Regions from separate parts of the Mus musculus genome. Here region 2 is linked to region 1. The links are chromatin loops, found by intact Hi-C in ENCODE. Cell type or tissue: left cerebral cortex. All regions are shown on one strand. Each heading gives the region's core, and the rest is flanking DNA. Links, peaks and the distances in the headings are about the cores only. Region 1 has its middle 120 kb from the start of Gm36152. Region 2 overlaps Ptprm (protein tyrosine phosphatase, receptor type, M).

Region 1 (2,914 bases), core at 262-2,761:
GATGCTAATTATATGCTAGCTGAAAACAATTAAGATTTCTCTCAGAGAGTGGAAGGCATTATCGTTTAAATATGTTCATTCAAATATTTTCACACGTTTTTATGGGCCTGGGGTAGCTTATTTAAAATCAAATAAATAATTAACATTGTGAGAACTTGAATGCTGACCAATGTGGATCGATTTCGAAACCATCCCTTGGAGTGAGATAGAGGAGCAAGCTACAGAATGTGACATGATGCCATGGCTTGAATCTCAAAGGTGCCCTCCTCTGCTCCTGTTTTATAAACACTTGTTCCCAGCTGGCACACTAATTTTTTGGGGGAGAGATGGGACCTAAATGGGAGAAGTAGGCCTTTGAAGGTGTTATCCGATCCTGGTTCCCCAAAATCTGTCTCCTGTTCCACCCTAATGTGAACAGCCTCATACTTCGGCTGCGATGACTCAAGCTGCCTTTTCCACACCTTCACAGCCGCAAACCTTTCCTCTCTTCGGCTGCTCTATCTGGTGTGTCATGGTCATGGTGACTCAAAGGGAACTGATACACAGTTATTTATCATTTGGTCTAATCTTCAAACTACAGAGTCCTTCTGTGGATCACGTAGGAATAAACGCACATTTAGAAAAGTCATGAAACCGCAGCTCAGGTTGTTATACGTCAACGGCTGGCTGCTCTGACGACCCCCAGAGTGCCAGTGGCTCAAAGAATAAAGGATCGCTTGTTCTCCCGTTGCGGTTGCCTGTGGATGTTTCCGGTTCCGGTGGCCATTCCAAGATCTCAGCTCTTTCTGTCTTATGGCTCTTGGCTTCCATCTCTTCAGATGGCGACTGGAAGAAGGCCCAAGGGACAGAATCTGATCTGTGACTATTTGGGCAAAAGAAGTGACATTGCCAAGTGCACCCTGGGCCACGTGGCAAGGATGAAACCTTCAGGCCATATCAAACCGCCGGGAAGACTAGAACCTAGGAAGTAGCATATTGAGCCCCAGAAGAAATAGTCCATCGGTGCTGATAAGTCTCCAGACGGGATGGCACACAGGAATCCCTGGTAGCTGCTCTGGTGCTCAGGGGAAAAGTCGCCAGGGCCATGTTGCCGATCTCATATCTTAAAAGTTGAATGGAGGGCACATATGACTTAATTAGGCCACTCTCCATTTTCTCCCTCTTGACAGGCTCAACAGCTTCATAGAGAAGAAATGTGGAGGCCAAAGCTTGTATCATGCTTCATGTTACCCAGTCTTCGATCTTCAACTAAACCAGGGCCGACCAATGAAGGCACGGTGAGTTTGCAATGTTCCTTATGATATCGCCTGTTTAGCTGATAGTGACAAAAAGAGGAGGAGAGGAAGTGACAGAGACTGCAGATGGCCCCCGAAGCTTAAAATATTTATATCTGGCCCGTAGAAAAGACTTGTCTGCCACTTTGCTCAAATTAAAGAAAACGTGGCTTGCTATCCAAAAACCATATGTCAGAACTTGCTAGGTGGCGGGGCGCCGTGCTCACATCAGATCCTTAAAAGCTTTAGGGCTTCTGGGATTGCCATTGAGTGAGTGGGACAATAAACTGATGCAGAGAGGTGGTAGGGTTGCTACGAGGGAGGTTGCAAAGCTCTTCAGAAATCGGAAGTCAGGCTTTTAACTAGTCTGGCCTGCATTTGCTTCTCCATCGTTGTGATAAGCCATGCATGCCGAAAGGCGACTGGGGCTGGGTGGCTCAGAGAGTGGGTAGGGGGGTATTTATTTCAGCCTCAAGGTTATTGTACATAACCCAGGAAAGCCAGGGAAGGAAGACAGGCAGAAACCAATGCACAGGCCATGGAGGAGTGCTGCTCATTGGCTTGCTCTCCGTGATTTGCTCAAGCTGCTTTCTTATACAACCCAGATCGACCTACCCAGTAGATGGGCATTCAAACATTTAGTCATTATCGAAGAAAATACCCCTGCAGCCGTTTCTTGATTGAGGTTTACTCTTCCTAGATAACACTGGCTTGCATGAAGCTCTCCAAGTAACAGGCAGCCTATCTACTTCTTTGCGTATCCCTTTCTCATTTACTTTTACTGTTAGAAGTATTTTCTGAATCGTGCTCTCTGGATCGTGATATAGTGAACTAATAAAGTCTGATGTCTACCTCTGGTCTCCCACATGTGCACACACCCATACATGCACCCACAGGAAAGACCATCATGCAAAGGCTAGAGAACATTCGTGAAAAGCATCCTGAAGAGTGCGAAGTAGAGTCCATGTGGTTTGGGTAACCTTAAACCTAAAAGTACTCAAAATTAAAAATTTAGAGAAAGAATACAATTGCCCCTGAACAACTGAACAAGAAATCTGATGCTGTGGCTACTGAATGAGCACACTCTCAGGGCAAGGGTGTGGTGACTGGCACGCACTCCAATCTGCCAGCTGTTATCAGGAGCCCAGGCTATGCATATCCTTCTAGTCCAACGGACAATGTTCCCATGAGCAGAGGCCATACTCTGCAGATAGGCCCTGTGCTCTGCCCCAGAAGTCTGCAGAGGATAGAATGCAGCCTGTAGACCTTCAGCCTTACAGCTGCTGTGCCCTAGTATATAAGGCTACTAGATAAGGGATGGGGAAAATGGCCACGGGTGTGATCGAGGCATTTGGGAATGGGGACAGCTGAGGACAGCCCTGAACAGGCGGAGGATGAAAGTCTGTCTGGGATATAGGTAGGGACGGAAGAGGAGATGGCTCTTTTCACAAGCCTGGATGAAAGGAATCTGAAAAACTGGGTATTTAGCTAGAGGGCTGTGGAAAGACTGAAGCCACACCCTACCACTGGCTCACAGTAGGAGCTTTGCCTGCACACTGTTCAACCTGACCATGCCACCAGATCTGGATCTGGTTGGTGTCTAATCTAGACAAGCTCTCAGTGCCCACGACAAGGGTCTG
Region 2 (2,914 bases), core at 248-2,747, 720 kb before region 1:
TAGTTACCATCGGCCTGTGCTTTCCACATGTATGTATACATGCACTGAAGTGAGTAGGGTGGAGGTGAAGCAGGTCTATGGGTGGATCCAGGAAGGGGGGAGGGGAAGAAAAGATGCTGAACAAGGTGCCAAGTTATAGTTGACAGGGGGAGTCCATATTCATGTTCTATAGCATGATGGTGACGATTATTATTCACAACAATTATTATATACTTGTCAGGAACTTGAAGAGATGGATTCAGAGTTCCTTGATAAACATATAAGGATGGAAAAAGGCTAATCACTTATATAATGTGCATATGAACTGGATAGCCATACTGTACTGTCATCAATACATAGAATTATTATGTATCAATGGAAAGAAAAAAGTCCTCAGAAAGCCATTGAGGAATTAAGAAAAAAATACAAAAGGATCAAATCAGGTCTTTATGCCCTAAGTCCTCTAAACATGGTATTTAAACCTTTTTGTCAAATGACATTATTTAAAAATACTGCTAAGTAGCTACATAGGCTCTCCCACTTCCTGTTACAAGGAGTGACACTGGGAATGGCTTTACAGCTTTAATTCACGCATGGTCAAGTATTCCCATGGCGGCAGAACAGGAGCCTGCAATTGACAAGCTTTCATCTCTAACCAATTCTCTCTCTCAGTTAATTATTGATGACACAGTTAGGTATTGAATTGGAATCACAGCGACCAGAAGCGACATCTGGCCTCTGAGAGGTGACGCAACATTAATTTAATGCCCTAGCTGTTTTCTGCAAAGAAAGGTGTCGCTCCTTCTGTAGTTACCTTTGGCCAAGGACTCTGCTGCACCTGTAGCAAGGTACAGACTGGGAAAGGGTCCCAGTGAGCACTACCAGGAGGGGTGCTTCGCATACTCCCCCTGCTGTCTGCCTCCACTTGCTTCCCCCAGACACACGGGCTCTGAGGAGGACCCCGGTCTGACCTCAGGGAGCTTTGCATGAAGACCCCATCCTGCTGTCAGTAGATTGCTGCCTTGCCTTGTTTGTGGCTTCTCCATTTACCTCCTCAGCCAGTCTTACTCGGTACTGCTCAGAACCAGCAGGGACCCCTGACTCTAGGTCTTCTCGACTTTCTGGTTTTATCCCACAGTTTCCTGGATGTGCTGTTCTGATCCACATCAGCTGTCCGTCCACTTGAATGTAATGCTAAAGGGCCCTGCACTTCAGCTCCTCCCTATCTCTTCTCTCCCACTGCCTCCGAGAGGATGCCAGCTGCAAATAGGCTTTATAGACCTGTTGGTGCTCAATTAGCAGAGAGAGAAGAATTTTGCTCCACTATAAAAATCCTGGGAAAATGACCTTTGACCTGGGCCATCAAAACTGGGTTTCTGGTTAAAGTAATGGGGATGGAGGGGAGGGGAGATGAAGCCAAGCAGCCCAAGCCCAGATACTGATGCATTGGGGAAGCAGGCTTGCTCCAGCAGAGGGCAGACTCAGAAAGGACTTTTTTCCCCTTCTTAGCAAGGATGTGCGTGCTGCCAGCATCAATCTGCATCAAGTCAGTTTTTATGGAACTAGGTTTCCCATCAGGACTCCAGCATCACCCAGCTTCTGTGTGCATGGCCCACTCTTACAGCCTCCCCCTCCCCTGTGTGGGTCCCAGGGTCTCCATGTGCCCCTCCAGACTCTCGCTTTGCTTCCAGCCTTCCCATCTGACCTGTGTATCTGCCAAATGACCCACTAATTCATTTCTGGTACTTAGGCCCCCTTGTGGCCATTCTCAGAGCAGTTCTTTTAACCGTCCACTCACAGCTCAATTGAATGCTCTGAAATGTCCCCAAGCTGCACTCACTAGCTTCCCATGTCACTGCCAACCTCAGGACACATCTGATCTCTTCTTCAGACGTGTTCTCATTTGACTACATAGTCCACCTGTCCATTAAGGGACATTAAGGGACCATCTAACTGCACATGATTCAGCTGAAGCTTGACCTGTGGGGACCGGCTTATTTGGAGGTATGGGAGGGCCTCCACATTCTATCTAGAGGTTTAGTTGTTAAGTTACTTTCCTTCAATCTACAACATACATTTTCTCATGAGGGCTACTTAAGATCTGTTAACTGGGTGATTTTTTTTTTTTTTGATAGATTTTCTGTTTCACAGCTTGATTAGAAAAATTTCCAATGCCTGTTTGATTAAGAACAAATTCTCATTTAGTAAAATTCCCTTGCTTGCACGATAAAGAGTAAATGCCTTTATGTGCTCTAGAACAGGGTTTGGACCCCCCACTCACCCATATCGTTTAACCCTCACTTTCCCATTCCAACCACCAACTTTTCCTCAGTTCCTCATACTCATTGTGGCAGTATAATAGGGTTGTTACCGATCTATCCTGTAATGTTCTGTGCTACATCTTCAGAGAGGCCTTCCCCCACATCTCCAAATAAGTCGGTCTCCACAGTTCAAGTTTCAACTGAATCATGTACCATTGGATATGCCCTTAAAGTATATCCCGCTCCCCTGGGTAATCAGATAAAATCATTTAATTTCTTCCACGGCTCCCCCAACTCCTGCCCTGCGACTGTTGGGTTCGAAAGAGTAGAGAGCCTGTCAGGTTTGTCGCTGTAGCCAGCCCAGTGTCTCATGCCTGAAATTTCCCTCCCACCTCTCTGCTCTGGCCACACTGGCCTCCTGCTCTCACCTGGCATTCACTGCCCACAGTGGATACTTCATCCTTTGCTTCAGGTTCTGGCCTGCATCGTGCCCTCCCAGAAGGACCTCCTGGATCACATTCTGAAACCTGAAGCTCTTGGCCGGCGCTATCGTCCTCTTTGCTGTTTTCTGGCTCTAGCATCTCTCTGTAGTGAGCACTCTACACCATGATATCTCTCTGCAGAGAGCGTGCTACACCATGCTCTCAGTGGCTGCTCAGTCTGCTCCGCAGCTC

What was found. Peaks named below come from ENCODE experiments on the same cell type or tissue, not always from the same donor. Only the 100,000 strongest peaks of a DNase experiment are listed, where the experiment ranks them.
Region 2: a loop joins it to region 1, with 3 times the contacts of the local background. A loop is called at or near these places in 7 of 42 quality-filtered maps.

The regions. Positions count from the first base shown.
Region 1 is chr17:67,475,969-67,478,882 of GRCm38, forward strand. No RefSeq gene overlaps it. Among named protein-coding and RNA genes, the nearest start is that of Gm36152, 120 kb to the left of the region's middle. In left cerebral cortex, for the core only: no CTCF peak of the experiment used is centred there; a DNase peak (open chromatin) is centred at 1,441.
Region 2 is chr17:66,753,827-66,756,740 of GRCm38, forward strand. The region is part of intron 18 of Ptprm (protein tyrosine phosphatase, receptor type, M); the gene reads right to left. Among named protein-coding and RNA genes, the nearest start is that of 1700016K05Rik, 41 kb to the left of the region's middle. In left cerebral cortex, for the core only: a CTCF peak has its summit at 1,713 (motif pointing left); DNase peaks (open chromatin) are centred at 1,487 and 1,725.